2 separate regions of the Homo sapiens genome follow, and region 1 is linked to region 2. A link is an interaction called in ENCODE POLR2A ChIA-PET data of the cell type or tissue named here. Cell type or tissue: PC-9. All regions are shown on one strand. Links, peaks and the distances in the headings refer to the core of each region. The heading gives the core; the rest is flanking DNA. Region 1 overlaps LINC02112 (long intergenic non-protein coding RNA 2112). Region 2 has its middle 14 kb from the start of LINC02112.

Region 1 (16,740 bases), core at 5,028-10,027, 260 kb before region 2:
GAAACTGAAGCTATCTCTTGCACCCAGGAATAGACATAAATGTGTGGGTAAAGATAGGGATGCTCTAGAAACAGCTGCTGAACTAACAATGAAAACAAATGAATACAATTTCTCATCTTTAGGAAGTCATTGCTAGCCAAACTATTACTATGCAAACTATGTAATATTTGTCATAGCGTATAAAATATTATTCCATCTACCCATATTTGTGGACATTTGTAGCAAATAAGTGGGGTAAAGGATAGGGACTGTGACAATGATATGGCATGAATCTCACTGACTCAGAGGAAATGAAAAACCATGAACTCGGCTTTTTAAATTCAATACAGTAAACTTAATACAGAACCACATCAAATCAGATCTGTAAAGGATATTAATGATTATTTGTGCCAACTCCTTACCATATGTGAAAAGAGAAAATAGAATCCCAACAAAGATGCATAAGACCCTGTACCTTGACCCAAGGACTATTCAGATGTCTTGCATTCTAGAAAAAAGAATATTGTGGATTTATTTGCTTTAGTTTTGACCAGCACAGCCTCCACAGAAGCATAGTCCAACTCAGTGGGTGGATGTTATCCACAGTGGCAGCTGTTATCACCCCAAGGCAAGGCTAGTGACCATGCTTTTGAGGAGAGCTGTGCAAACCCCACATACATACATTTGAATCTCACCACAGTTGACTGAAAAACCTAGATATAGGAGTCTGCACCTCCTCCTCAAAATGTGAGAAAAGTAAAAAACATTTAGCAATGGTACTCAAGGTCCTCCAGCCACGTGAATAGAGCAAAATTGGTCCAATATATTTTAAATTACAATAGTAGTATATTAGAAAGGGAAATATAAGGGAAACTTTTAGTTATAATTTTCTGTAGACATTAATATTTATTCTTGTATACATCAGACTTTCTACAGATAGACGCCATGATAATATAGAAGATTCATTTTATGAAATATTCTTTCTCAATTATTCACAAATCTGAATGTTGTCTTGTTATCGTTAAGTACATAATATGAATTTATTATCTATTCTCCCTGCCTGGCATGAAACATCATTTAGATAATCATAGATTCTACTGAAGAGGAAGAAATTTGAATAATGTTAACAAGCAATTCATGGTGGGGCTTTTAGTCAACTTTATTTTTCTAGTTCGACTTAACATAGTGATTCACAAAGCTTACTTCCTCCTAAGAATTCACATAACCATGAAAAAAGTACTTTTGGCCATAAAACAGGATGAGATCAAATGTATCTCAAAAGCAACTATTGTCAGCTATATTCAAAATGCATCATTCTTTGATCTAAAATGGAGAAAGTAAGTGTGGCCATGGCTACACAGCAGTATGGATTGGGGAGAGAATACTTCAACATGCAAGAGAAAAATGTGATCTTAATTATAGGGACTTGTAATTAATGCATTTCAGGCCTCAACATTTAAGTTGCATTTTGGTAACTTTTAAGTAAATAAAAATTTTAAATGAATAAATAAAGCTTTTAAATAGTTTTTAAATAAATAACTTAAAACTAAGAAATCTGTTTTTATGCCTTTTTTCCAATCTATCAAATTGACAATATAACAGATCTGCATTGTTCCTGCATCATTTCAGGTGGCCTGAAATTTGACAAGAAGAGGACATATGAATGTCTTCTGTAAGGTTAGATGAAGATCCCAATGCACTGAGTCAAGGTCTCTGAATCGTGGGGAACATGAGGTAGTTACCCCAAGCAGAAGCAGAGGCCACATCCCTCAGCTCGGTGTCCAGTGGCCCCACATTCATTCATACTGGGAGATAGCAGCAAGGAATGATACTTTCTTTGCAATACATGGTACTGTCGAAATGAAAAACTCAATAATCCCTTACAGGATCTCCATCATTTTTTTCGGGGGTGGGGGGTAGCTAGGGACGTATAGACTCTATACTAACAATCTTGGCCCTTAACTAGAAATATCATGGCCGACCAGTGACCTTTTGGATACATATGGACCTCAAGCCAAATACAGCCACAGCAAGGCCACAGGCTCATGAAGAGGAAGAAGGCAGGGTCGGTGCCCAGGCATCCTTCGAGAAGCTCTGTCTCCAACTTTTCTCATCTGGAAAGCCCCTCTTCCTTTTGCTCATTGCAAAATCTGACTTAACACTCTTTTATCTGGCAGTGCTTAAAGTGAGTTTGACCTGAGGTCCACAATTGCTAATTGTTGAAAGAGAACTAGAAACACTTGCTTAATTCCGAGGGTCAACATCAAAAACAAACCTGACCAAAGTTGCAGAGGAGGTATTTTACAACTAACAACAACCTTAACCTGACTTCGTTTATCAAATGTCCTCAGAATTATGATACACCCAGATCTTTGGCATTGTATTTTTTTGTCCACCGAACAAAACCGGGAAGCTACCAAAAGTCATGCATGGAATTCATGTGTACCACTAGCAGTGTGTGAGATCAGCAGAATGTTTCTGAAAGCTAAGAGCTGTATTCAAAGAACTGATCACAATTGCATTTGAAATAAGTTATCTGCCACTATTTCTTTTGGCCATAATGTGGCAAATGTTATATAGACAAGAAAATATTTAGTAAAAGTTGGAAGTATTTGCAAAATATTTGTGCAGAAGTTTGCATCTTTAATTGTATGACCTCATTGTAGTTGCACAGGGAGACTCCAGCTACATCTTATCTTTTCAAAATACTCCTGAGCAATGGCTTTCCTACAACCTCTTTGGAATGTAGCATTATCAGCTTCTATTTCCCCAATTTCCTATAATTCAATAAAAAGTCAGCAATAACATGTCCAAGGGCATGTTATCTCAAATGTGGATTTTAATGAAACACAAATATGCCCATGCATGTTTTAGCAAATTGTTCTGGACCATGCAAAAATGCATTAAAAGTGGAGGCATATTTACATTTGTTTTGCATTTGTTATTTAAGAGGTCAGACTATGCAAAGTGCATCCACTTTTGTCAATAGCTTCAAGGAGAAGAAAATTTTATTAAAGTTAGATTCATGACAAACAGATGAGTTAATATCTGTCATTTGGGGGAAAAGGTTTTGAGAGGCTACATTTTTAAAATAATAGGCATTTATTACTTTTCCAAAACTGAGAATACTTAACAAATGTGCCTGTCTATTTTAAACCAGGTATACTGGTCTGCAGGTAAATTTCCAATTAAAAAGCCAACTTAATTATAAGCAGTTTACAGCACAAAGGGAGATTGTTATATAGTCTGGAATTGGCCCTGGAAATTTTAATATAAAAAATAAAATTAGTAGTAGAAGAATAAAAGACATTTAGTGATTTCCAAAAACTTTTAGAGACAATTCTTGCTCAAGATTTACAAATAAAGAATACAATAGAAAAATTTGTATTCTAAGATGATAGAAAACAATATATTCTAACGTTGCTTAAGAGATATAATCTTACGTACTTGCTGGATTTGTTTGTGGTTGCCTTTGCCAAAGGAAACTTTTTTCAAAATTAAAGAATTTTTTTTTTCCTAAACCAGCCTCTGCATTTGCCCCTGAATGCTGGGGAAAAAAGGGTGTGCAGGAGGGGTGGGCACAATAAAAACTGTGTGTGTGTGTGGTGCATTTTCTATACACTCCCGGCTATGTAGGACGGACAGACCCATTTCTACAGTGTTACCTGGATTCTCTATGTAGCTACAGACCTACTACATTGGGGATTACACAACTCTATGCCTCTAATATTATGTTGGGCTTTGTTGGACACAGCACACCAAGGCCAGGGTGGACCTGGTGGTGTGCACATATGCTGTCCGTGAAGTCTGAAGTCTAACATACTTAGAACATTCCTTCTTCCAGAATCACATGGATTCATGACCTCTCCTAATTCATCTCTATTTAAATTTCACTTCATCACAAAAGACTTGGTCCGATTATCACACCCCACATCACCAGCATTCTCCTCATCCCTTTCCACTGCTCTGTTCTCCTTATTTGGTTAGTACTTACTACTATCCAACATATTTTCTGTCCCTCTTCCTAGAATATAAAGTTCCATTAGAACATAAACTATTTTTCTTCGCTGCTATATACCCAGTAACTAGATGGTGCTTGGCACATGGTGGGTGCTCACAAATTTTTATGGAATGAATGTATAATTAAATGTTTAAAATAAAAATACAACTGCTGATCAATGACACTGCAGAAAGGTCCACCAGAGAATGCAACCTGAAGATTGGCAGGGAAGTAATTCATGAAATGGCTATTGTTCTGAACACTTAGAAAGTATTAAGATTTCTTCTACCTGCTTCTGACAGACTCAGAGTATAAAAAGTTTCAAAAGACTGTGCTGTGGTGTGGAGAAATTCCAAATGGAAAAATTGAACATATTCTGTCATCAGCTCCTTTCAGACAGATGCTCTCAAGGTGATCGATTTGGCAGTCCTGGGGAGGGATGATATTACGTTTCACATATACATCACTGGATTAATCCTCATTGTGGTATTAAATCTAATTAACATAAATCTGTGCAGTGACTTATGTTTTAAATGATGGGGTAATTATTTAAATACTTTCTACTATGAAGGGAGTTGCGGGCTTGGGTTGGAGAGACATAGCCAAACCAGAAATAGGCAACAAAAGACTTTCCAGAAGAAAAATGTGACATAGTCCAATAATATGAGTGTTACTTAAGAACACCTAATACGCTAAATACTGATCTGACAAAGAAGATAAATTGAGAAATGATGATTCATATTCCCAAAGATTTTTTTCATGTTAATATAAGCATATTTAATGGAGAAATCCATAACAGATTTTAAAGCTTTCATTTTCTAAAAGAGTACGACTCAAATTTTTATAAACATATGTATGATATCAATAGAGGTAAATCCATCTCATTTGAGTGAGTGCAGCTCCAGCTTTGTGTAGATCTTGAGCATCCTTGGTGAGGGTATGAGAATGAAGAACACTCCGGAGACCAGAAGCAACTTATGACTCACCAAAGCTCTGACTGCCACTCAGTAGCGTTCTAAGCCCTCCATTCATTCCCATTCCACTTCAGTGCCAAGCATCTGAGATGGGAAAGTCATCTTCAGCCCACCAACAAGCCCTGAGCGGCTGGGCGTCCATCTCCCCATCTGTACCAGTGGCACACATCACTGTTCCATTCATCATGTCTATGAACTTGATCTGATTTTTGTCATGACTGTCACTATAAAAGTCACTCTGCATGAGTGTCAGAAGGAAATTTAGAGGTCTGTTGCTGAGGTAATATATTTTCAGATCAAAATGTGGGTTATTGAAATCATTATATGTATATTCACATGACTACATATTATCATGTTAGGAGATGGGACTGATCATGGAGACATAGTATCTCTCTGCATCCCATGAGACATATCTTTCTTACACAATTCCCACTGCTAGGAAGATCACTGAACTTTCCAGAAAGACGTTCACCAAATACGCTCTTAGTGGGACCCAACTACACATCGTCTGTGGCAGAGACCTACAGTTCTCATGAGTATCTGAGCAGCTCTTTTTCCTGGAAACACAGCTGAACACTTCCCAGGATCCCTTGGATTATGTGTGTCTCTGTGACAAAGTCCAGCCAATGGAACATGCCTAGAATCAATGTGGGCTACTCCGGGGCTGGGCCCATAAACACTACCCAGTTACTATCGTCATCCTCTTCCTCTTCACTGGCTGAGTAGAGAGGATTCCAAGGAGCTATAGGGAGGGGGAGCCACAAGACGGAAGGATGTGGCTTCCTGAATAATGGGATGGAGATTTACCATGGCTGCCTGCCCCCACCACACACACAATGGACAGAAATAAGAGAGAAAAGTAAGCTTTTATTGTATTAATCCATTCAAATTCAGGGCTTGTTTGTTTTATGATTAACATACCCTGACAAATAAAATGAACTTTAATGGTTTTTCAGAATCTGTTGCATTTCATTTTCTAAAAGATTACAATGCAAATTTTTATAAACATATGTATGGTATCAACAGAGGTAATCCTTATCTCATTTGAGTGAGTGCAAATGAGATATGCATTTTTCTTCTGTTGCATTTACTTTTCTAAAAAATATTATTTTAATTGTGGTAAAATACACATATCATAAAAATTGCCATTTTAATCACATTAAGTGAACAATTCAGTGGCATTGGGTACATTCACATTTTAGTGTGTGTTACCATCAGCCACCTCCAGGATGTTTTTCACTTTGGAATCTGAAGCTCTATACCCATCAAACAATAACTCACCATTTCCTACTCCCCACCCCAACTGCTAGCATCCACCTTTCTGCTTCCTGTCTCTATGATTTGACTACTCTATATACGTTTTCCGAGTGGAATTATATAGTATTTTGCCTTCTGTGACTAGCTTATTTCACTTGGCATGTTGTCCTTCAGAATCACCCAAGTTGTAACATACGTCAGAATGTCCTTCCTTTTTATCACCCACGTTGTAACATACGTCAGAATGTCCTTCCTTTTTATCACCCACGTTGTAGCATACGTCAGAATTCCCTTCCTTTTTATCACCAATGTTGTAGCATATGTCAGAATTTCCTTCCTTTTTAAGGCTCAATAATGTTCCATTTTATGTATAGACCACATTTTGCTTATCCATTCATTTGTTGATGGATGCTTGGTTTACTTCTACCTTTTGGTTGTTGTGAATAAAGCTGCTATAAACATGGGTGTACAAATAACTGTTTGTGACCCTATTGTCAGGCTTTTTGAGTGCAAATCCAGAAGTAGGATTGCTGGATTATGTGGTAATTCCATTTTTAATTTTTTGAGGAATCATCACTATACGGTTTTTCACAGCAGCGACACCATTTTACATTCCCATCCATAGTGCACAGCCATTCCAATGTCTCTATATACTTGCTCACTCTTACTTTCTGTTTGGATTTCCTAGGATCTTAACCTCCAGAAAACATAAACAAAAGAAGTGCATGATACTGTATCACTTACTGTCATAGATTTTAATGAATATATCTGAAAATTCGTTTCAAACTAAGAGCTATTCCCAAATATTCAACATCTACTGTTCTTTGCTTGATAGGAGCCACAACCACTCTCTCCTAAAACCAAGCTTTTTGGTTACAAGTGATTTCTGTGTCTGCAGGTAAGGTTACAGCTGGCTTTGTGGTTAGTAAATAATCTCTTGGTAACAGACTTGCTTCATCTGTAGGTGACTGTATGAAGTCAGGCCGAGGGCTGAGTCAGACAGCTCAGCTGAGCTGCTCTGGTGGCGTGCCATGAGAGTGTCACAGCCATATCTGGAGCAGATTAACAAGAAATGTAAATTCCCTTCCAAAAATAGATTCCAAGAAGTAGAGAACTTTTAAAATTACTTTCTATAGGAATTTCCATGATGCCTGAAGCTCTAATTAAAAAGACTTATAAACTCTAGCTAGGTAAAGAATTTTTGAAAAACTCTTCCTGCATTCTCTATGTAAGAATAATACCTAGTGCTTTTTTAAAATAATAATAATAAGAAGAAGAATAAGAATATTTTGTGCTGTTATTTTCTTGGGCAAAAATTTTTAGAAGGCTGGAACAATCTTGTAATTTTATTCTCTAGCCTTCCACCATTCCTTTACTTATAAAAAATAGCATTTTAATTAAAATAATCCTGAATTCCATGCAAGATTAAACACATGAGAATAGTCAGCAATCTTTTGGAACAAAAAAAAAGAATAAAGAGTGACTTTCACTGTCAGACACCTAAGTGTATTATGAAGCAACAATGATGAAAACTAAGTGATAATCAGCCCATGGGAATAAGTGCATAGTCCAGAAAGGAAAAAATGTCCATAAAATCATTTTGGTATTTAAAGCAATGGAGCAATTATGACCTATTTGATGAAGACAGTATTATATGAACAAGTGGTTAAGCCACTAGAGAAAGATAAAGTTAGGTTCCCATTGTCTCAGAATTTACATGGAAATTAATTAAAATATGAAACAAGTCTTAGTAAAGATACAGAACAATAAAAACTTCCATTCCTTACTGGTGAGACTGAAAATAATACAGCTATTCTGGAAAACAGTATGCCAACTTATTACGAAGTTAAACATACATTGTGTCTGTGGTCCAGCAATTCTACTCCTGTTATTTGTCCAAGAAATATGAAAGCATGTTCCCACAAAAAGACTGTTATAAAAATGCTCACAGTAGCTTTATTTATAATAGCCCAAAATATGTAACAACATGGGTGAAACAAAAAAACACTGCATTAGGAAGAAGGCCAGACACAACAAAGAATGCACTATATGACTACATTCATAGGAAGTTTTAGAATAGGCCAAGTTAACCTATGGTGATAGAAATCAGAAGAGGAATGTCCTGAGGCCTGCAGGGTTTATGGGAAGAATGAACTAGAACAGGACATGAGGGCCCTTTCTCAGGGAAGAGAAATGTTCTACATTTTGATTGTAATCATGGTTACATGAGGCATGTATTTTCCAAAACTTGTCAGTACAAACTTTATAAGTCTCTTATGTATCTCAATAAAAATTAATTGGGAAAGGTTTAACATTTAAAGGAAAAGACTGACAAATATAACTACTTCAAAATTTAAATTTCTGTAGGATCAAAAAGACTATAAATAAAAGATGAGTAATAATGAGAAAAAAATCATTGACTATGAGACTTAGTTTAGTTTAATTAAATTTAATTAATTTAGAGAGAAATCTCAAAATTGAAAAAACATGAAAAACTGATGAACATCTGAAAGGAAAAATGAACAAAAGTTATAAATAGGCAATTTGTGAAAGAAATATATAAGCCCCAAACAAAATTTAAACAAAATTTTAAATGTGTGATGGGCCAAGGGCTAATATATCTCTAATGTAAAAGGGTTTATAGAAATAGGTAGAAAATACTGTATATTTGGATTTTTAAAAAGCAGGCAAAATATAGGAATAAACAATTCACAAGAAAAAACACACACTCAATAAGTGTCTTAAAGTGTCTAGACTCTCTAGAAATCAAGGAAATACAAATTAAAACAACTACATACCATGTCTGACCCTGCTTCTGCTTTTTCCTGCCTCTGTGGTTTTCTCTTTTTTTTTTTTTTTAATTTGTTTGTTTTTCCTTTTCAGAACCACTGATTCTCAACTCAATGCCTGGGAAACTTTTATTAATGTTCAAGTTATCAACTTGGACACCACTTCTCAGGTAGCTTCCCCTGACTCTCAATGCTAATAGGAGCCCTGCTTTGCAATGCTATACCACTCAGTACGTCCCCTAGCAGAGCACTTATCACACTGCACTTACTATCCAGTTTTCCTACAATCCCCACAAAATCAGTTCTGTAAGGGCAATGCTACAGTCCAAGTGCCTACCAAGCACAGTACCTGGCACATATAGGTGCTTAATAAATATTCCTTGAATGTTTTATTGAGTAATATAGCATTTTCAAATTGGGAAAAGCTAAAGAAAATTATCGAGTATCAGCAAGATTTAAGTTGTGGCACTTTCACTCACTACTGGTAGAAGCATAAACAGTTATAATGTTTTCTGAAGATGTAGTAGATGGAGTTCTCCAGAGCAACTGAACCAATCGCATATGTAGAGAGAAATAATTTACCAAAAAGAATTGGCACACATGATTACGTCCAAGATCTGCAGCTGGCCAGCTGGAGACCAGGGCAGCCGATGGGATAAGTTCTACTCTGAGTCTGAGTCTAACTCCTAAAGCAGGAGAAGATCAATGTCCTTCCTCAAAGACAAGCAGGGAAAAATAATTCTTTCTTGCTCAGCCTTTGATACTATTAAGGGCTTCAGAAAATTGCATGAGGCCCAGCCACGTTGGAGAGGGCAATCTGATTGACTCCAACCTGTGATTCTAATGTTAATCTCATCCAGAAACTCCCTCACAGACACATCCAGAAATAATGTGTAACCAAATATCCGGGCACCCTGTGGCCCAGTCAAGTTGACATATAAAATCAACCACTGCAGAAGGTAATTTGCCAACATTTAATAGAACTCATAAAAATGCTTAACTTTTTTGACCTGGCAGTTCAGTCTTGAACAATGTTTTCTAAGAAAATTATCAGAAATATGTCTCTGAATACCTGTTAATGGCATCTCTTTGTTCATTGGTTGTAAGATAAAACAACCTTAAGAGTGATTGAATAAATTATAAATTACAATAAAATATAATTCAAAACTTAACGATGATATATAATATAGACTTGCAATTATTGATATAAAAACATATTCACAATATGTTAAATTTAAAAGTCTATCAATAAAGACAATTGTAATATGATCTAATTTTAATTTTAAATATACAATATATACAATACAAAATATACAATAAAACTTCCAGAAACTTAAAATGTAGTGTGTCTTCTTTGGGTCTGAAATTATGCATGAGTTTTTTTAATTTTTCTTTTCATTTTATGATCCTGATATTTCCTAGTTTTAATTTCAATTTAATTAATTCAATTAATCATGTAATTTCAAACAACCAAAAAACTAACCATGTGCTTTGAAAGCTTGACTTACATAGGCTACATCTCAAAAGTCTGTTCCACTCAGGATTAAAATTAAAGCAATTAGCTTAGTTAGATCCTTTTCCCTTAAGCGTTTCATTTGCTGTCTACTAAAAATACCGAGCTCTGATTGCTTTGCTCACCAGCCTAAACTATTCCTCCTGATAGAGCCTCAGCAGGACAAGAGACAAGATGATGTTTAGGTAGAGGATTGAAAGTGATCTGAAAAACTGACAGGTGTGGTGTGGTATATCCATACAATGAAATATTCAGCCTCAAAAAGGAGAAAATTTTTGACCCATGCTACAACATGGAGGACATTAAGCTGAGTGAAACAACCCAGACTCATGAAGACAGACGCTGTATTATTTCAGGAACATGAAGTTCCTAGAGTAGTTAAATTCTTAGAGAAAGTAGAATGGTGGTCAGCAGGGGCTGGCGGGGAGTGGGGAATGGGGAGTTACTTAATGAGTGCAGGGTTTCTGTTTTGCAAAATAAAAAGAGTTCTGGAGATCTGTCACACAACAATGTGAATGCACTTAGTGTTACTGAACTGTACACTGAAAAAAGATTAAAATGGTAAATTTTATGTTATGTATATTTTACTGTAACTTAAACAACAAAGCTGACATATCTGACTGGGGGAAAAATCAGAGTCACACAGACTTGACTTGTTGAAGGATTTAGAACTGATGAGGGCTGACACAGTGGCTCAGTCTTCCTGCCAAATCCAGGGCTCCTCCCCTTCATCCCGCCACCTTTCAGAAGCTGAGCTCTAGGCACATCAGAGCAATTAAGACAGATACTTCTATATTCTCAATCTATCACCCCTGGAATGAAAGCAATAATAGTAGCTAACACATACAGGGTGCTGACTATTTGCCAGGTAGTATTCAGAAAACACTTTACATGCATTGACCAGATAATTCTCACAACTCTGTGAGGGAAGAATTATTATGAAATCTCATTTTACAGATGAGGAGCCTGTGTCTCAGAGAGGTTAAGTAATTTTCCCAAGGGCACGCAGCCTGCAGTGGGATAGCTACAATGCAAACGCACGCATTATAGCCCTAGAATCCATGTATATAACTGTTGTAACCATGATTCTTATACTTTAAGGAATCACCTGAAAGATTTCTCAAAGCTGTTTCCTGGACTCCATCCCAAGAGAGTAGTTGGTGTTAGGGCCCGTGAATGTGCCTCTTTGACAAGCTCACCGGTGCTGCCAGTGCTGCTCGGCTGAGAGCTGCATGCTGAGTGGAACAAGGATTGCAGCACACTGTAAGTGTTGCAATAAAGCACCCCAGTTATGTTCTGGAATTAAATCTAGTAAATAATCAATAATGGATGAGTTACCCGTGGATCAAATTAATTTACCCCAAATGACTTGCTATTGATATGCTCGTATTTGGTAGCAATGTGAGTTGATAATCCAATTTAAAAGCTGTTACTTATTCAACTCTATTGCAGCAAGTATGAGGCAATGTGTTCTCATGACAAGACGGCTGGGAATCTAGAGAAATGCAAAACCAAGGAATATCATTTAGTGTAAAACCACCATAACAGCACAACACGGTCTTTTAATCACTACAGCATCATTTTCAGATGTTACAGAAGTTACAGTATGACTATAGCATTCCACAAAATCCTCACACTCCCCTTGCTCTCAGTCTATACTCTGCCTTTCCAGAAGAGGTTGCCTTGGATACAAGTATTGTCATGCCTGTAAATTTTATCCCCTGTGGCAAGTTAGCAAATTGGCATCCAGGTTTAATAAATCTGTCTGTTATTAATGAATAAATCTAGTCTTTCTAGCAAGACTCATACCCACAATGCTTGATAACCTCTGAGAAAATGGGTAAAACCAGTTGGTGGACTCTCAAAGTGGACAATTGCACCCTACACCCGTGTGACCCAGGGGAGCACAGGGACCCCATGAACTACTCCCCCATGGGAATGAGTAGTATCCCTCTCTCTTGAGACTCTGGGACTGCAGTTAGTGAGGTTGGGTTCTGAAAAGATGCTTTCACATCCCCAATTATGACTACCACTCTAGACTTAGACCAGCTGCCCTAGGGAGAAGAATGACAGCCCCACATTTAATAATAGATCTCAGGTTTCACCTTCCTCACTAGGAACAATCCGCTCAGCTTAGAAGCTCTGGAGCTGTTTTCCCACACCGCAAGGTCTTCTATCGGTTTGAGAGCCCCTGGAGATGGCCCACGCTGGTGGCAACGAGGCATAGAGAGTCACACGAGATCACTTAGCTCCCCAGTCAGGTCTACTGCAGTATGAGAAACAGGGGAGGGAAATGTTAGCTATTTAAAGATACTAGAAAGAAAAACACATGGCGTGAACATTTTTATTAGGTCATAAGGGGTCAGGCCTAATAGAAGATTATCACTTTATTACTGGATTCCATTTTATATTACCCTGCCTGAACAAGACTCTCACGATAGCACCAACAGATTTGGCTTTAATGACTTCTCCCTCATAATTTCTAATCACCTACACTTAAGGACCATTCCCCACCACAGGAAAGTGATGGTGGGGAAATACTTCACTGCAGTGAAGACCCTTAAACTCCCAAGATTCAGACTCACCTCCCTGAGCCCCGAGCTCACCAGTGAGTCCCTCAAGACTGGGTAATGAATAACACCAAGCATTCATCTATGAAGGAGTTCCTAAATAGGATGAAGTAGTTAAAAATATTTTTTAAGAATAATTAAAAGGCATTATGGAAAATCCTGAAATATTTCTTTTTTTTTTTTTTTTTTTTGAGACAGCGTCTGGCTCTGTTGCCCAGGCTGGAGTGCAGTGGCGCGATCTCGGCTCACTGCAAGCTCTGCCTCCTGGGTTCATGCCATTCTCCTGCCTCAGCCTCTCAAGTAGCTGGGACTACAGGAGCCCGCCACCGCTCCCGGCTAATTTTTTTTTTTTTTTTTTTTTTTTGTATTTTTAGTAGAGACGGGGTTTCACTGTGTTAGCCAGGATGGTCTCAATCTCCTGACCTCATGATCCACCCGCCTCGGCCTCCCAAAGTGCTGGGATTACAGGCGTGAGCCACCACGCCCGGCCTGAAATATTTCTAAACAGATAAAAAATAGGGTCAAATATGAACTCATTCTTCCTTATATAGAACATGTCCTACTAGTCACTAAGGTGCCCAGGTTTCTTAATTGGTTTGTTCTTTGAGCTAATACCTAAAAGATGACTAACATGGGAAATGAAACCCAATGGCCGCAACGTCCTTAAAACCCATGCATCCAAACATCCTGTGCCTCTGGGTAGTCTATGGCAGGCTGAATGACAGTCCCCCTTGGATATCCCTGTCTTAATCCCTAGGACTTGTGACTATGTCACCATACATGGCAAAAGGGACTTTGCAGATATGATTAAGGCTACATATCTTGAGATGGGAAAAAAATGACCCTTGATTATCTGAGTGGATCCAGTCTAATTGCATGAGTTCTTAAAATAGGAAGGGGAATCAAGGGAAGTGTATCACAGAGACAGCAGCATGAGGATTCAGTGCAAATGGCTGGTTCTGTGAGGTAGGAACCACATGCAAGGATCTGAGAAAAGTTATAGGAGCTCAGGGCAGCCTTCACTTGACAGCCAGCAAGCAAATAGGGACCTCAGTCCTACACCCGTAGGAACTAAATTTTGCCAACACCTGAATGAACAAGGTGATCTTTTTCTCCTAGAATCTCAAGAAAGGAACACAGCACTGCCAACATCTTCATTTCAGGTTAGGGAAATCTGTACTGGATTTAAAGAATTAGAAAATAATAATTTTTTGTTGTTTTAACCTACTACATTTTTGGTCATTTGTTATGGCAGCAACATAAAACTAATGCACAGTTTTCATCCAAGTTATACTTCTAATTAAAACCTTACCACTTTAACAAATCCTGTTCTTTCTAGCCACAGCCTCTTAGCATGAACTCCAGTTTCTTTTTGTAAAGTAATCCTCTATAACCTTTTATACTAAACTTTCTATACTAAAAGCATCAGTAGATTTCCTTGCTGTATTTCAGCCCAAATTAGCTGGGCTTGACTAATCACAGCAGGGTCATTTAGGAGTGACATAATCCTAAACACAATCCTGAAGGTGAATGCATGCTCTCTTTTCTGACATTAAAGGTGGTTTCAATCACGTCTGGCACCGACTGAAAAAATGTATTCTGGAATGCCTCAGGATGAAGGAAAGAAAAACATAGATACTGATCTTCCAACATCGCAATCTGGTTCTAATATCAGTTGTCTACAGGAAGAATTCACTGTTAGAGAATGATTTCCTCAAGTCTATTTTTAAGATCCCTTTAATGTAGCCATCTGCTAAATTATCTTGATACAAATGAGGAGAATTTCAGTGAACATCTGAATTTCCTTGTTTATAAAACGAAAACTAGATCACATTCCTTATCTAGCCTGGTGATAAGAACTAATTTGATGTATACATATATCAGTGTGTGTACGTAAATCATATACACAGATTTATACTACATATACACACATGTGCACCAATCAGGATAAGCTAGTTTATGCTGCATCATTATCTCTGCCTCAAACAAACCACCCAAACTTAGTGCCTGAAACAGCTCAGGTTTACTCCCTCCCAGTTCTGTGTATCAGCTGTTTGGAGTGGATTTGGCTAGAGGTTCTTCTGTTGGTTTCACCAGGGGTCACTCATGTAGCCGCACCATGGGGTAGCATGGTCCAAGACAAATCCATTCACATGCCTGCTTGTGGGTGCTGGCAGTCAGCAGAAGTTGTGAAGCCTCAGAAGGCTTTTACTCAGAACAGCCTCCATGCCATTTCTCAGTCCCCTTTGATGTAAGCAAGTCACAAATCCAGCCTAATTCCAAACGGGTAGAGAAAGAAAATCTACTCCTTGATGAGAAGAGCAATAAGTCACATTGCAAAAAGGCACACACGGTGGTGGGAAGAATCTGTTGCTATTTCAATAATCCATCATTACCCCCAAATATCAAAGATTTATTTTTATTCCCACTGCATGGCCATCGTGGTTCACTGGGGGCTCTGCTGCCCATTACTGCTCATTCCAAAATGCAAAGTGATGGATGATTCTGCCACGCAGAGCATGCTGTGCTGGTTATCAGAACCAAGGGGAAAATGTCAGAGAAGTGGCCTGCAGGAAATGAAATACTTCCATCCAGGAGTGACAGTTGTCACTCCCAGCCAACTCTAAGTAAGTCATATGGCCACATCTAACTCCAGCGGAGTTGGAGGTGATTTCTTACAGGTGCCTGAAAGAGGAGAGCTCAAGTGAGAATAAGTAGATCAAACAGGTAGCACAACATACATGCATGCTCTCACACACACCCATACGTGACATCAATCTAATAGTTTGTCACAGGCAGCTCAAACATTTGGAACTACCCAAAACTCTATCCGTGTTCTGGAAATGATAGTCTCTGACTATAACTCAGTTAAGAAAGAACAAGAAGATTGATAGTGTTTTTGTCATTTCCGTAAGAAATTTTGTTAAGAATACTCTTTCTTATTTGTTCCAGAGATAATGATATAAATAGAATTCACTTGTCAATACCCAATTACTTTTGATCAGACATGGAGGGATTCTATCTACAAACTGAATCAAAAAATCAATTGTCATTTTGAAGTCAGTACATTATCATTTCTTTGTAATTCAAAGCTGTGGTAGTTAGGGCTGTTCTCAAATGGTCTTTTTCTCCTTCTGGTTGTACTTTCATCCACTTAAATGTGATCATGTGACTTTCTTTAGTCAATACAATTCTACGTTATATTTGCATGCTATTCTATACTATAAAGCATTATTATATATAAAAACTCATAAAGTTATCAGGATAATAATTGGAAATTAGCTTAATCTCATGCAAACTGCAAAAAAAGATGATTCTACAAACAATATATGTGCTAAAAGAAAAAATGACAAGATAAATAATACTGAATCACTACAATCTCCAACTAAAATTGTCTGACTCAACTAAGGCAATAAATTTTTAAAAACTGAAATCAAAGTAGAAATATATTTTAATTGTATTATATTTCTTAATGTTTTCTTATATTTAATGTTAGAATATTTGCAAGTCTACAATGGAGGAGGAGAGATTTATAAATTCCAGCTGCCTATAATAGCTCAACTTTTTCAGAGACGTAAATTTTTTTCTTCTAAGAAGAAGTTTTTCACTTCATGTAGAAGATTATACTAATATTTACCTGAACCCAAATTAGGGAAGG
Region 2 (16,740 bases), core at 5,095-10,094:
CTAGCAGACTATACCCAAACACAATTTAAATTTGCTTCCTTTTGAAGCATCTCCCACCATCAGTCACACAGAGAGAGGCAATGGAGCTGGAAATGGAAGCACCCCCAAGGTTCTGGAGATGCTTAGAACACAAAGTACCTGCCACATGTGCCGGATGCTGCTCTAGACATGAAGGGCTCAGCGAAGGGCTCAGCAAAGGGCACAATAGCCACTGTCTTTCTGTCCTCAAGAAGGAAAATCAGCACTGAACAAGACGATCTCAGGTAGGGTTCAAAACTACAGAGAAAATAAACAAGGAACGTGATAGAGAATGGTGGCTTGCAGAGGCCCTGGGTCAGAGATCTCTCTGCAAGAAAACATTTGAGCAGAGACCCAAGAAACCACCAGGAGCAAGCCACAGGGAAGAATTTCCCAGAACAGGGACATCAAAGGCCCTGACGTGAAAATCAGTCTGAGCTTTGTGATAAACAGAAGTAGGAAGGACTAGAGTAGACAGAGGCAGAGAGGAAGGGAGGGGCCAGGTCATCAAGTCTCTGTGATGGGTCAGACATGGGGGTGTAAGGAGGAGGCTTCAGTGAGAAAAGTTTCCAGATTTCTGTTTTGAGGCACTAGCTGGAAGAGATACCACTTACTGGGCTTGAAGAAGAGAAGCCTAGGTCCAGTTTAGAACATGTCAAGTATGGAATGCTGCTAAGACACCCTTCCTGCCCCGGATCTCTGGCCTGTGGGCCAGGATAACCCAGAGTCCCCCTTGCAGGGATCCCCCACTGCAGCCACTCCCCTCTAGAGCCTGGGAAGCTGATGTGGATGCCTAAGGTCTCAGGACCCACGAACCCCTCATCAGCCTCTGCCTTGCCCTTGTCCCCTGAGCCTGGGCGAACCACTAATCCCCATATGTGAGTCTCCTGTTCCTCTGTGGTGTCTGTATCAATTCCTATGGCTTCTGCCACAAACTGCCACAAACATAGTGGCTTAAACCAACACAAATCTGTTATAATTCTGGAGATCAGAAATCCCAAATGCACCACCCTGAGCTAAGATCCAGTGTTCCTTCTGGAGACTCTGGAGGGAATCGGTTCCTTGCCTTTTCCAGCTTCTAGAGGCTGCCCACGTTCTTTGGGCCATGGCCCCTTGCTCCATCTTCAAAGCCCAGTCACACCCCTCCAACCTCTGCTTCTTTCATCCTATTTCCTCTGACTCTCTTCCTCCCTCATGTAAGAATGCCTGTGATTACCATGTTCCCACGCTGATAATCCAGGGTCATCTCCCCATCCAGATTGTCAATCCCATCTGCAAAGTCCCTTTTTCCCACATAGGGCAACATATCCATAGATTCGAAAGACTAAGACATGGGCATCTTTGAAGGGGCTATTATTCTGTCAATGATAATACCCTAAATCCTCTTCCTCACACTGCAGGTTATTTCTCATTCTCTATCCTGCCACAGGGTTTTTACTGGAAAAAATCAGACAGAACCAGTTCTGGCAGGAATGGAAGGTACGAAAAGAAGAAATACAGAAAGAAATCACACACTGAAATTAACAACCGAAAATACTACACAACCACAAAATTGTAAAAAAATGTATATTTACAATCCAATCCAAAGTTTTACAAACGTGTTAAAAACTTTAGACCAGTTAAATTCAATTGAGTTTAATTGAGTAAAGAACAATTCATGAATCAGTCAGCTCTGGAACCAGAATATGTTCAGAGAGGCTGCAGTGTGGCTGCATGGTCAAAGACTGATGGACAGAAAACAGAAGTGGGTACACAAACTGCCAACTGTTTACAGCTTGGTGTTTGCCTTATTTGAACATGGTTTCAATAGTTGGCTGCCTTTTGCCAAAACTTGGTGACTGGCCAGAACTAAATGATTGGCACAAGAGTAGGTTATGGTCTGTTTCCACATCCAGTTAGGTTACAGTCTACTATGTACAGAGAGACCTTTAGGCTGAACCTAAAATACGTAAGGAACCAGCTTTAGACTAGACTTAATTTAACACATGTATTAGGGTATAGGACCAGTGTACACAATTCAAGATTAAGACATACATAAGATTGCTGATGTCAAGTTCATAATCAATTTATGCACAGTTAAATAGATTCAGTGCCTTTTGGGATTGAAGAGGGAAGAGAGACACACACTGGGTGTTGGCTTCCATTCAATGAAACACCAGAAGCTGGGTACCAAAGCAGCACCACTGTATACTGTGCCTCCCTGGGATCTGGGCAGGGTCCCTGCACAGAAAGCACATCTCTGTGGCAGGGATGGAAGTCATTACTTAGGAATAAAAGTAGCCCAAGGACCTGCCTGGCCTCCCCCAGCCCAGCAGAACTGAGATGTGGTAGCAGGCACACTCTCCTGGGAACTCTCAGATAGGTCATGACTGTTGTCCCCCACCTGGGAGAGCCATGGGTCTCTCCTCCTCCACCTTGTGAGCTCTTGGACCCCATGGGTAGGAAGCAGCTCCTCTGGGAAAATGGTAGATGGATATTGCATCAAATACACGGCCAGCAGCCAATGCCATGTGGCATGCCGCCCACCTCGGCTCCAACCCTCTCTCCCCAACCACCACTTCTGCTCTTCCATATTCTTCCCAACCCTCCTGCTCATAGCACCCTCACTTTTCACCTCCCTCCAGCACAAAAGATTTTGAAATGGGAACTTGCCTTCTGCTAGGGTTATGATGAATAACATTTTCAATCACAACACATTTCAATCATAAGGAAAATAGCTTTAGAGGATCCCCAGGGAGTAGGAGTAGGTGAAGAAAAAGCATATTCATACAAGTTAGATTACCTATTTTTTTTAAAACAGAAAGTTGCCAATGAGAAAATGGGACTCCTTTTGAGCCACTAAAATGTTAATGTCTGCGCATACCTAAAGAGCTATGGATTCCTAATCTTTCTTCCTCAAAACAGTAACATGCTTTGGGGTTTAGAGAGCAGATTCTAAGTCTGAAGCCCACACCCATGGGGACAGCACCACAGCTTAACCCTAAGTGGTCCTATTGGCAGAAACTAAATTGGAAGATTCTGGATGTCTGCAGCCTAGTAGGATGGCAGGGTTCAGTCACTGGAAAACCGTCACATATGTGTCTTTGAGCCTTCCCCACAAGGTGTGCAGAACTCTTCTAGAAGGACATAGAGCTGAGGTTTTATCAGGCTCAAGGTTATCTTGCCTGCTTTCTGTAGATAGCAAATTTTGTTCAAGACTTGCTTTCACTACAGACTAGTAGCAAGGTGTATTAGTCAGGGTTCTCTAGAGGAACAGAATAGGAGATAGAGAGAAAGAGAGAGAGAGAGAGAGAAGTTTATTAAGTAATATTAACTCACACCATCACAAGGTCCCACAATAGGCCATCTACAAGCTGAGGAGCAAGGAAGCCACTCCAGGTCCCAAGGCTGAAGAACCTGGAGTCCTATGTTGGAGGGCAGGAAGCATCCAGCACAGGACGAAGATGTAGGCTGGGAGGCTAAGCCAGTCTAAGCTTTTCACGTTTTTCTGCCTGCTTTATATTCACTGGCAGTTAATTGATGCCCACCCAGATTCAGGGTGGGTCTGCCTTCCCCAGCCCACTGACTCAAATGTTAATCTCCTTTGGCAACACCCTCACAGGCACACCCAGAATCAAAACTTGGCATCCTTCAATCCAATCAAGTTGACGCTCAGTATTAATCATCACACAAGGTTTGAGGGCATAACTAACCATCAACCACCTCTTACTGTTGACCAGACAATTACCAAGCAAGGAACACATCAGAGCTGGGTATCGGGCACCAAGTTCAGGGCAGTCCTCAGTGGTGATATTTAGTGAGTGTCTACTGTGTGCCAGGCCAGGGGTTACTGAAATGGATGACAGGACTGTCTTTCTCTTTCAAGGGGCTCCCTCTCCTGTAGCTCAGTGGTTATGTGGCCTTGCCAGGCTGACCAGAACAAACACCAATGCTACCATTTCCTAGAAAGCCAGTGTGAGCACTGTCTGGACAGCACACACTATTGAAGGCCCAGGTGAGGGCCCAAAGAAGGCATTGCCCACAGGTGGTGCCCAGACAGACAATCCCTGATCTCCTGGCCCTGGGTGATCACACCTGGATGAAAGGTCTGGGTGATCACACCTGGATGAAAGGTCTGGGTGATCACACCTGGATGAAAGGTCTGGGGAATCACACCTGGATGAAAGCTCTGGGGAATCACACCTGGGTGAAAGCTCTAGGGAAAGACCTTTTATTTTTTGTTTTTGTTTTTTGTTTTTGAGATAGAGTCTTGCTCCATCGCCCAGGCTGGAAGGCAGTGGCATGATCTCAGCTCACTGCAACCTCCGCTTCCCAGGTTCAAGCGATTCTCCTGCCTCAGCCTCCCAAGTATCTGGGACTGCAGGCACGTACCACCATTCCTGGTTAATTTTTTGTATTTTTAGTAGAGTCAGGGTTTCACCGTGTCAGCCAGGATGGTCTCGCTCTCCTGACCTCGTGATCCGCCCACCTCAGCCTCCCAAAGTGCTGAGATTACAGGCATAAGCCACTGCACCCGGCCAGGAAAGACCATTTTTACAGGCAGTGCACACCCACCAGTGCTCAAAGGCCTTGGGTCCTCAACGATGCATTATTATAAACCTCCACGGCTCACAAGTTTTTAATACTGCACAAGCTTACTAGAGGAGATTGCCACAAGTTCACAAGAGGAGAATAGATATGTGTGTACAGAGGCTAAATGGGAGCTTACAAGATGAGAATTCACACAAGCTTATAGGAAAATATACACACAGGCTCACATGGAGAGATGCACGTGGGGCCACATAAAGAGATGCACACAGGCTCGCATGGAGAGATGCACACAGGCTCACAGGGAGAGATGCATGAGGCTCACATGGAGAGATTACACAGGCTCACATGGGGAGATGCATGAGGCTCACATGGAGAGATTACACGGGCTCACATGGGGAGATGCATGAGGCTCACATGGAGAGATTACACAGGCTCACATGGGGAGATGCATGAGGCTCACATGGGGAGATGCATGAGGCTCACATGGAGAGATTAAACAGGCTCACATGGGGAGATGCATGAGGCTCACATGAGGAGATGCATGAGGCTCACATGGAGAGATTACACAGGCTCACATGGGGAGATGCATGAGGCTCACATGAGGAGATGCATGAGGCTCACATGAGGAGATGCATGAGGCTCACATGGAGAGATTACACAGGCTCACATGAGGAGATGCATGAGGCTCACATGAGGAGATGCATGAGGCTCACATGGAGAGATTACACAGGCTCACATGAGGAGATGCATGAGGCTCACATGAGGAGATGCATGAGGCTCACATGGAGAGATTACACAGGCTCACATGGAGAGATGCATGAGGTTTACATGGAGATTGTACATTGACTTACATGGAGACAGGCACATGTGCTCACACGGAGAGATGCTCACAACTGTTGGAGCCCTCAGAGGCCATCTTATCCAATTCAGTTTACAGAAGGAAAATGGAGCCAGGAAGATTAATGTCTTACTCCAGACAACCTGGCCATTTCAGGACAGTCCCAGAATTGGAGATTATGGTCATCTGACAAGATGTGTTGTTTTTTAATCTCCATTCATACTAAAAAATTACTAAGGCACAATTTCACCCAGGGATGCTTCCGGCTTTGTGTACAAGCAGGACAAGGAGAACTGGACTGAAATCTGCGGCTCTGGGGCAGTTCCCTCAGGGCTGCCTGTTGGCTGACAAAGGAGCATCAGATAGTCCTTTTATAAGATAACTCTCTTCAGCAGTCTCACACTGGCCCACTCCAGGCCAAGGTACTCCTCCCTAAGTATCTACTGCCCGGCTTCTCTCAGGATATCCCGGTCCTGCTCACATCTCCCTGGTGAGAATGCCTGTCCTCACCCCCAACCACAGTAGGGTCCCTCTCACCCTCAGCCCCCATGCCTCCTTTAGTTTTCCTTTTAGTGTTTATGCTACATGGTATTTTACGTTTTTGTTTTGTTTTGTTTTGTTTTGTTTTTTTAGGTAGAGTCTCACTCTATCACCCAGGCTGGAGTGTAGTGGTACAATTTCAGCTCACTGCAACATCCGCCCCCCAGGTTCAAGTGATTCTCCTGCCTCAGCCTCTCCAGTAGCTGAGATAGAGGCACACACCACCATACGTGGCTAATTTTTAAAATATTTTTGGTAGAGATGGGGTTTCACCATGTTGGCCAGCTGGTCTCGAACTCCTGACCTCAAGAGCTCAGCCCACCTTGGCCTCCCAAAGTGCTGGGGTTGGTATTTTACTTTTTGTGCTTTATCTTCTTTACTATCTAGAGTGTTCTCTGGGAGAGGGTAGAAAGAGAGGCAGTTTGCTTGCTGCTTTACTCTTAGTGCCTAGAACAGAGGATGGCATGTAATAGACACTCAATCAGCACAGCATGAATAAAATAATGAGTTAAACACATTTCATTTCTAAATGCAAATATTGCTCTGTTTTGTTTGCAAAAGGCTATCTTGAAGGACATATGTTGTTACATTTAAAAAAAATTCTGGCAAGTTTCCAGAAAACAATGATCTCTTATCTTTATAGCTCACTATGGTTCCTCGAACCGTAATCATAGAATAAATGAATGACTACTGAATGGGTAAGGAAGAAGAAACATGCATTAGTTTCTCTGTGATCTCGCCACCAGCGAATTAGGCTTTCAAATGTCCATCTGCCTGGCTGGGCTCAGTGGCTCATGCCTGTAATCCCAACACAGGCGATTACTATGAGATCAAGATGGGAGGATCACTTGAGATCAGGAGTTCAAAACCAGCCTGGCCAATATGGTGAAACCCCGTTTCTACTAAAAATACAAATAAAGAAATAAATAAAATTAGCCGAGCATGGTGGGTGGTGTGTGCCTGTAATCCTAGCTACTCCGGAGGCTGAGGCAGGAGAATCACTTGAGCCTGGGAAGCAGAGGTTGCAGTGAGCTGAGATGGCGCTACTCTACTCTAACCAGTGCAACAGAGTGAGACTCTGTCTCAAAAAAAAAAAAAAGTCCATCTTCTCTATTGTGAGATAAGGAGGGGGAAAGGGGACATACTCTGCAAATGCCTCCACCTGAGGACGAGCTCCAGATGACAACTGTGTGGTGTCACTGTGCCATCGGAAATTTTCATACAGCTCTCTAGACTCCTTCCGAGGGCATATTTGTAAATTATTCAGAAGTGATGGAAAATAACATTACACATAGTCTTTCATTTTCCTGACAAACTGTCTTAAAGCAAATGCAAATGGTCATGATGCTCTTCGAGATCACTCCATGCTTGGATGAATAACCTGGGATATATAAATAATGTAGGTAATTCCAAGGAGCCTTTACCTTAAGTAACAGTTACGCTCCGTAGCAGGTCCTCAGTAAATGTTCACTGGACTAGAAGCTTCCTCCCAGTGGTGCCCACATAGACAATAAATTCCCTGAGAGGGAAGTCACCACCGCTTCACCCCGCCCCACCCCTCTTCCAGAGTTATCATGGTACAGCCAAGAGGGACCCCTGACAAGTACCTCGTACAGGTCGCCACTGACTGAACGGTTTGAAATCAGTTATCTGGGCAGGCAAGGTGAAATATGTTTAATGCAAACCATTTTGGCAAATTGGCCAGTATGACCACCAGAAACTGATAGCTGTGAGCAGCCAGTAAGCAGTACTATGTGATCATTTGCATGAGTTTAAAATTATGTTGAAAGAGAAACAAGAAAGCTAGTCCAAATATCCAACATTTATAAAAGCAGAATCTCAATTATATTATCATTAAACCTAGATGTTTGGTTTGTATCTGAGCTTGCTGTGTCCTTTTGAACCTCCTTTCCCCACTGCCCTGCACGCCTCGTGTGTGCACGTGCACACACACACACACAGTCCACACTCTAAAATGCCTCCACTGACAACAACCTCTCTAATAATGCAGCGTGGAGAAGAGAGCTAGAAAACTGTTATCATGTTATTCCTCCAGAACTCAAGTGACAGGAGAAAATATTTTCCAGCCCTCACATCCTTGAGATGCTAAAACCTGATCTGCAGTTACTTTGGTGCTGAATACGAGTGCCTGATGGATACGGCACTGTAGCAAGACCGATGATGCCACTGTGCGAAACCATAAATTGTGCACTTATTTAAGATGATTTGAATGCAGAACAAAAGGTACCTTGGAAATAACCATCCAGCAAACGAAACTGCATTCCTGAGTGGCTAGGCCTGAATTTAATGAAATGATGTGAAACATGTGCCTGTAGTATCTAAAAGATTTGAAATATAGGTCCTTGTTCTGTTAGGAATAGTTTGGGTTTGCATTGCTAATTAAGTTCCCAGTGAAGGGTGTGTGTGTGTGTGTGTGTGTTTGTGTGTGTGTACATGCGAACACAAGTGCCTGTACATCTACTTGTGTGTATAAGCCAATAGCAAATAGCTACACAAAACACGCAATGCTAGAAACAGCATTACTATACAAGAGAACACCCTTAAGTTTCAGCATCCAGCCTGCAGGATTTGAATGCAAGCACTGAATTAAGAGGTTGCTTTAGGGATCAGGATGGTCATGACTCCCTAGTAATCACTTCCCTTTGCCACTACCAGCCTCTGCATGCAAAGATATCTAACGCAGGTCCACAGAGAATAATCTGAAAGCTAGGAGGCCACAGGGACCTTCGGGATGCAAACATTAAGACATAAAAACAAACTCAGCCAATGCGAAAAGAAAAATTAAATTACCTTTAAAAGTGTTACGAAGCCAGCTAGGAACACTAAGGAAATTTATACGAGCCTTTGCTAACTGTCTTTGCTGCTAGAATCTTAATTCCAGAAGGCACTGATGTGCAGTCCCTTCAGATTCTCGAACACACACAGGGATGAGGGTTCCACACAGGGTCAACATGCAGTTCCCACGTGAGGTGGGCCAAAACTTCAGGGAAGACAACCGTTAACAAAATAAGAGAAATGACAGCTTAAATGTGAATTTGGAGAACACCTTTTAAATTGTTTGCACAGATGTGACATTATTTACATGACAATTCCATGCTCCTCAGCACAGAGAAAATAAAACGAGTTAGACGACGTTAAAGCAACCATTAATTCTATTAATGAGTTAAGGATTGTTTCTAGAACTTTTCCGTTGCTTCATCATCTTGATATAATTAAAAATATTTGTTATATCTGCAATGTTGTTTCAGCACCTACTGGGAAAAGCAAGTCAGAAAGAAAAAAAGTTTGCTAGTTTTCCTGGAAAAAGAATGTTTACTCTTGTCAAAAATGTTGAAGGCCTTTGGGTTCATTTATTTAGGCTGATCCCATTAGTCAAAATGTTGAAAAATGTTTTAGGACTAAATATTTTTCCACTCCATGAAGAGCGTTGACTACAATACTTATTTCAGAAAGCAACAAAGAAATAGGCATGTATCAACCAAAAAAAAATCACTTAGCTTCTTTAACTTGATGTTGCTACCGTTTCCTCAAACTCAGCTGAATCAGCTCCGTTTAAGTGGCAATGCTTTGGAAGCAAAAAATGATAGGTGACAGTGTGGCAAGCTCCATTTCGAAAACACAGGAGGAATTCTCTTCCCTTCTCACTCACATTTCATCACTTACTTGCAATTTCTGTAAAGTACTCTCCAAACTGGGAAAGATGAGGAGGCCGTGGGAAAGATTCTCATTCAAGAAATTCGAGACTCACCCTTTACCCTGTAAAATATTCCGTGTTGTTGATCTGTAAATAGAATTATAGCTCCACCACCACCAAGCCGTGATGCAAAAGTGCCTGGGTGAACTAAAATTAAATGCCAATGAAAAATGCCTCTCTGCACATCAGCATCTATCTGCTTGGGCCTTTTTTGGCTTCCTCATTTGTCTTTATTTTCATTTAGAGCCACGTGGTGTACTGCCTTTCGCTCAAGGCACTCTCCCTCACAGTCGTGGGTGACTGCGTGTTGTCCTTGCCACCCACAGAGCTACATGGGGGAAAGAAATTACTTATTGATTTTCCTTTCTATGGAATGGTGTCTTTGGCTGGTTTCTTGAGACAGGGCAGTAATGCACAGAGCCCCAGCAGTGGGGATGCAGGCAGTGTGCCACACTGGGCTACACCACCAGGGTCACCCTCTCTCACCAGGGTCACCTGCACTTAGCTCTTTCAACAAAATAAACAGCATACACTTCAAAAGTTGAAAGAATGAACAAAACAATGGTATGTTCCCATCTGAGTAGTGGAAACAGCATGATTTGAATTTTCTTTTACTCTTGTATTCTAAAAAAGGTTTGGTTGGGATGGCATACTATCTGGTTGGTTAAGGAAGTATATTTGACATTTTCAGGTTGGTCCTAAATTTAAAGTCAGAAAAAAAAATTAGGAATGCTGTGAGTTGTGAATCAAGTCTTCATAATTTTGGGCCGATTACCAGAGATGCCATTTTTGGATTCCTGAATTGTTACTAGAGATAGTGGTCTGGGCTGAGAGCAGTGGTTCATGCCTGTAATCCTAGCATTTTGGGAGGCTGAGGTAGGAGGATCGCTTGAGGCCAAGAGTTCAAGACCAGCTGGAGCAACATAGAGAGAGACCCCATCTCTAGAAAAAACATTTAAAAATTAGCTGGGTGTGTTGGTGCATACCTATAGTCTCAGAAGGCTGGTGTAGGAGGATTGCCAGGAGTTCTAGGCTGCAGTGAGCTCTGATTGCACCACTGCTCTCTCTAGCCTGGACAGCAGAGTGAGACCCCATCTCTAAAAAAAAATAATAATAATAGTAAAGGACAGAGATAGTGGTCTGACTTCCTACAAGTCTGACTTCTAGAGAGCAGGCTGGCTTTCTGAGCTGATTACTGCAGATAACAAGTTGGTTTTCTGGACTGGTTGCTGCAGGCTGCGGGGCAGTTCTATTTTTACGCATAGTCTGACCATTGCCCGTTTGTATGTTTATATATCCAGTGTCTCACTCTTTCCTCAAAGAAGGTGGACCTGGCATTTTGCTGCTGAAGTCCGAAGGAGAATGCAGCATACTGTCCAGCCTAAAACACACACCCCACTAGGGGGCAACTGGCTTTAGCACCCAGAGCTTCTCCGGTGGTTTGTGACACCCCATTCTGGGAGCCGTTTCTGAGAGCCACACACAGCATGAGTGTGAGTGCCGTTCTGTTCAGCTGTCAGAGATGCTGATTCCTGTGGATGCCACTGAAAATCTCAGCATAAATGGACTGCTTTCCCCACTCCCCATAGAGGAGCTCTGTATTCGCAGACTTTAACCCTGCACCAAGAACTCTGCACTGGTCGCAAAGTCTTCCAGTTCTCCAAGGCTTATATGCAAAGACCCACCCCACCCCCATAGTACCTTCTCCCATGACGATCATGGTACCAGGCCCAACACCAAGGCCACAGGGGCAGGGTCTAGAGGTGTCCCCTTCTGATGTACAGTCACCATCGGGCTGCTAGGCTTCCTGCAGCCAGCAAGTGCTCACTGGTGTCCAGCTTGGCCTCAACATCTTCCATGAGTTTCACTTATTGCTACCAACTCACTGTTTGAGGCTGCACAACAGGAGACCCAGCTCTGGTGCCAATCAGCCCCCTTATTCCTGTTTAAAGCCTCTTGGGGGAACAACCCCAGGGTCAAAGATTTAAGAAGGAATAAGAAAAGTGATGTTGGCTTCTTCCCATAAATGTACCAAGAGAACTCAGTGGTGTTTCCTGATGCCCAGAAGCTGGGTCAGAGCATGTGGCCTCCATCCACTGCAGACTTGGAGGTCCTGGGCAGATGTTCAAGAGCCTGTTTCCAAAGAGAATGGTCCTAATGAGTGACTGACCCACTGAACTTCAGAGTATTCCACCTCAGACCAAGGTGGTCCAGGTAGTGGCCCAGGTAGACCTGCCTCTATAGGGATGGAAGCTGTATATCTGTGGGAGACTAAGTCAGACATCAGCTTGCACCCATTTAGCCTCAGAGGCCACTGTGGGTGCTTCCTGCCTTTGCTCCCCTTTGACCTCTGTCCCAGTGTTCCTGATAAGATTTCACAAGCCCAGCAGCTGAGTCTTGTTCTTCTTATCATCTGACAAACCCTCTTCTTGCCCCTAAGGCTCAGAGCACACTGAAGGCTGGGAGGGTCGGTTGGTGATACTTACTTTGATTTTTTAGTTTAAGTTCTGGGCTACATGGGCAGAATGTGCAGGTTTGTTACATAGGTATACATATGCCATGGTGGTTTGCTGCACCTATCAGCTTGTCATCTAGGTTTTAAGACCTGCATGCATTAGGTATTTGGATAATGAATTTTTTTAATGATGATAACAAAAGCCAGTTTAAATCTCTTTTTCAAAACCATAATTTAATTTTATTCAAAATGGTTTGCTGTATATAAGAAATATAATAAACCTTGAAGAAAACAATTTTGAAAAGTCATCTTTCTTACTACTCTAAGCTTCTATATTAAGCTCTAGCTACCCTTTAGAGCTTGCTGGAGAAGTAAACAAGCATCCAATGCAAATTGGGTTATACTTAGTTCTAGTTAAAGAAGAAAAATAGCTAAAGGGGACATTGAGTCATGAGTTCTTCTAAAAACAAAGAGGTAAACACAGAAAACTTGTAATTAGGAAATATCTAGGGACTTTATATGCATACAGGCAAAATGCGATACTGATTAGATTAATTTTTTTCTACTGAGTTTTGCTATGTAGCAAAATTCAACCTGTTGAAGTGGATGAGCAGCTATGCCCTGAGCAACCACATTTACACCAGCCCTGGCCAGCCTGAGGCACCAACAGACTGAAATGCAGATCTGCTATGAGTTCTCATTGGGCTTTTGCTATAAAATATTCATGGTGAATTACAAAGGATCATTTGAATCACAATCTCTAGAAACATGTTGGAAAGGAGAAAGGCATCAAATTGCATCTTAGGCTTTTATCTTTTTTTACATGCCACTCTAAAGTAATTACAGATTATTCAGGCCAATGTTAAACTCAAATTTTTAAAAATCAACATTTATAATAAAATGACCTGCTGATTTCTTACCCTGCTCACCATATGGTGATTTATATGGTGCAATGAGGGCCCACTACTGCCTCCTGGTGGTAATGTATCTTAATTGCAGGAACCATTTTACAAAAAATAGTTATGCTTTGAAAGATGAAACATGAAGTTACAAATACTGTGACCTAAAAAATACAGACTTGACATCTGTGGTAGGAGAGATATGCCCAACCATCCATTCTTACCATTTGAGGGAACCTATTGTGAGCTGAGTGTTGAATTAGGGAACAAAATTTCTACCTTGAAAATTCAGTTTCATCAATAGAAAAATTCAGATTACTCAAGCCAAATGATCAAATGTCACTAGAAAAGGAAACACATAGTATAATCAGGTGGTGTTAACTCAATATACATAATTTTTTAACCCAGAAACACAATAACATTTTTCAGACAGCTTGACATAAATGTGGACGGGACACCTACTTGATTTCTCTAAAATTGGTTTAAGGAACTGATTGACCCATCCTTCATTAATCACCCCTGAGTTTTTCTCCCTAACAATTTTGGTCATGCAAAATCTCCAGAAGTCTTTGTGCCAAGTGTCTAACCCAACTCTATTTTGTATACCTCAAAATCCAATTCAAATTCAACTTTCTTCATATGATTTTTCTTTCCCACTCAGAATTAAAGTGATTTCTCCTTCTAGCAGTTAGATTGGCAAAAATAAAAACTATGATCCTGTCTACAATAGTTACCTCCACCCCTTTATGTTTATATAATATTACACCATTGACATCCTTTGCCCCACCTGTCATGGTACTTTGCTGAGCTATGTGTTTGTTTGCTTACTGTGTATTTCTGCCACTAGAATGGAAGTCTCATGATGGCAGGAACCTTGCCTGCTCTGATACTTTAAGGAGCATACCAAGCTCCTGAAATACTGCCGTGCACGTAGATGCTCACTAAATATTTTCTGAATGAACTATCAGTCAGTGTTAGTGAAGGTATTATAGTCAAACTCTTAAACTTTCTGGTGAGAATGTAAAAATTATTCAGAGGACAGTTTGTTAATACACATCAAATTTCATTATAAAATATAACAATTAAATATAAGAAATGTTTGTCAATAGAATAGAAATTATATCAATAGTAAGCTATACAGCCATCAGAAATGATGATATCCAACTATATTTACAGACACAAAAAAAGGTCCTTGACATATATTTAAAATTAAAAAGCAGAGTTTGCAATAGCATGTGTGATGGTTAATTTTAATATGTTAACTTGACTGGGCTACAAGGTGCCCAGATATTTGTTCAAACATAATTGTGGGTATTTCTGTAAGGATGTTTTTGGGTGTGATTAGCATTTAAATTGGTAGATTGAGTAAAAGAGATTGCCCACCCTAATGTAGGTGGGTCTCAACCAGTCATCCAAGAACTTGAACAAAAAGACTGCCCCTACCCCAAATAAAGAAGATTCTTCCAGACTGACTGCCTTTGAACTGGGACATTGACTTTTTCCTGCCTTTGATCTTGAACTGAAACATTGGCTCTTCCTTGAGCTTGCCAGCCTTCAGACTAAAACTATACTGTCAGCCCTATTGACTTTCAGGCCTTCAGACTCGAGCTGGAACTAAACCATCAGCTCTCTTGAATCTCTAGCTTGCCAACTCACTCTGGAGTGAGTGAGATATTGAAACTTGCCAAACTCTATTATCATGTGAGCCTATTACTTATAATAAATATCTTTCTGTGCATACATATACCTCCTATTGGTTCCATTTCTCTGGAGAACCCTGACTAGAACAGTGTATAGTAGGATCTCATTGTGCTAAAATATTAGAACTATGTAGATCTAGTTTCTGTAGTGTGCCCAGTTTGTTCATGCCTCCCTGTATTCATGCCTTTCTATGGTTCCTTTCACAATGACTCTAGGCTTAGTCATGCAACTTCCTTTTCACCAGTGAGACAATAGCAAACATGACTTAAGCAATGACTTGAAAAGTGCTTGCGTATTGGAGTTGCCTTTCTGCTGCTCTTGAAACCTGAGACAGCCTTGTGAACCAGACCAAGCAGCCTCGTGCAGCAAGAGAAGCCACTGAAGAAAGGATTTAGCTCTCCTACCCATGCTAGTCAAGACCCATCACCAGCTCACTGCCCACACAGGACCAAGCTCAGCTGAGGTTGAGGGGAGCTGCCCCCTCCCACTTCCCTCTCACATTCTGAACAGGCGACACCACCTCTGGGTGCATCTGACCCCTCATTCTCACTACTGAGCACCCATGGACTGAAACATGGTGGCACATTACTGCAAATCATGGGCAACTTAACACCACCATTCAACAGCTGCAGTCACCTGAGACTGGCCTGGACCAGAACTGACCAGCTGAACCCAGCCCAAATTGCAACCTTAATAATTGCAGACTATGCTGAATTTTTTTTATCTTGCCCAAATTCCTATCTAAGGGGTCTGGGGAGTCATACCCTACAAACTATAAATTCTCACCAGATGGGTTTTATTTAACCCTATATATCGTGACTTACTTTCCAAATCCAATATGGCATATAACACTATGTGACAAAGAAGAAAGTCAACATATTTTATCCCAAAACATGTTTCTTTGCCATATTTTAAAATGGTCCTGCAAAGCTGTCCTTTCTGGGTAAAAATGTACATTTGTAAAGAATCTCTATTAACATAGCTAGATCTTTTTCTTCCAGGCCTCCCAATCCTCAGGAGATTAAGTAGGAGTCTAACACCTTTTACAGGAAACATTTGTCATCTATTGTCTCTAAGGGCAGCCACTGTAAGACTTCAAAAGAACCCAGGTCTCCACAATCTTTTATTTTAACCTGAAGGTTTTCTTTCTATTGATCCCAGGTCTTTAGACAAACTCAACCAATTGTCAGTAGGAAAATGTTTAAATTTACCTATAGCCTGGAAGCCCCTCCCACTTTGAGTTGTCCTGCCTTTCTGAACCAATGTGTTTCTCAAATGTAATTTGATTGATGTCTCATGCCTCCCTAAAATGTATAAAACCAAGTTGCACCCCAACCACCTTGGGCACTTGTTCTCAGGACCTCCTGAGGGCTGTGTCACAGGCCATGGTCACTCATATTTGGCTCAGAATAAATCTTTTCAAACATTTTACAGAGTTTGAGTCTTTTTGTTGACAGAATCATTTATTAAATGGTTAGCATTTCAAGCCACTAAGCTTTGAGATGGTTTGTAATGAAGCAAAGACTAACTGATATGTTACTATAGAACAACAACAACTAAAAAAAAAAGCCTAGAAGGCTATATCCTAAATTGTTAATAGTGGTTACCTCTATGTAGAAATTACAGATGACTTCTGGTTCATTCTTTTTAGCATCTCTGCATACTGTTTATAATAAGTGCATATTATGTCTGCAAGCATAAAAAACAATTAAAATCCATTTCATTTTGAAAAATAATTTTTAAATTGATCTCTCCCTTCTTAGATTTCCTGCAGTAATTACTGTTTGCATGACTAATTCACCAATTAACCATGAAGTGTTTTGATATCAAAAACTGATATTTAAGGCTTTCATTGTTATTTGACTATGGCAATGGAACATGCAGTGATACTTTTTAAAAATGCTGTGTATCATCCATAGTTATTAAGCCTATGACTGGCATACAGCATGGAGCCACCAATGATATTATTTACTTTGATTTGAAATCACTGTTTTGTATTAACAAATAAGGCAGAGTAAAGAGTAGAATATCTGCAAGAAGAGGA

Evidence for each region. Peaks named below come from ENCODE experiments on the same cell type or tissue, not always from the same donor. Only the 100,000 strongest peaks of a DNase experiment are listed, where the experiment ranks them.
Region 1: POLR2A ChIA-PET joins it to region 2 with 7 read pairs; 2 of 35 experiments call an interaction of 5 or more read pairs at or near these places.

What each region holds. Positions count from the first base shown.
Region 1 is chr5:9,646,804-9,663,543 of GRCh38, forward strand. LINC02112 (long intergenic non-protein coding RNA 2112) reads right to left here. Exons shown (of 13, transcript NR_027112.2): 10 at 13,098-13,178; 11 at 12,618-12,778. It also overlaps a transcript of TAS2R1 not described here. Among named protein-coding and RNA genes, the nearest start is that of TAS2R1, 25 kb to the left of the region's middle. In PC-9, for the core only: no CTCF peak of the experiment used is centred there; a DNase peak (open chromatin) is centred at 7,178.
Region 2 is chr5:9,909,840-9,926,579 of GRCh38, forward strand. No RefSeq gene overlaps it. Among named protein-coding and RNA genes, the nearest start is that of LINC02112, 14 kb to the left of the region's middle. In PC-9, for the core only: no CTCF peak of the experiment used is centred there; no DNase peak of the experiment used is centred there.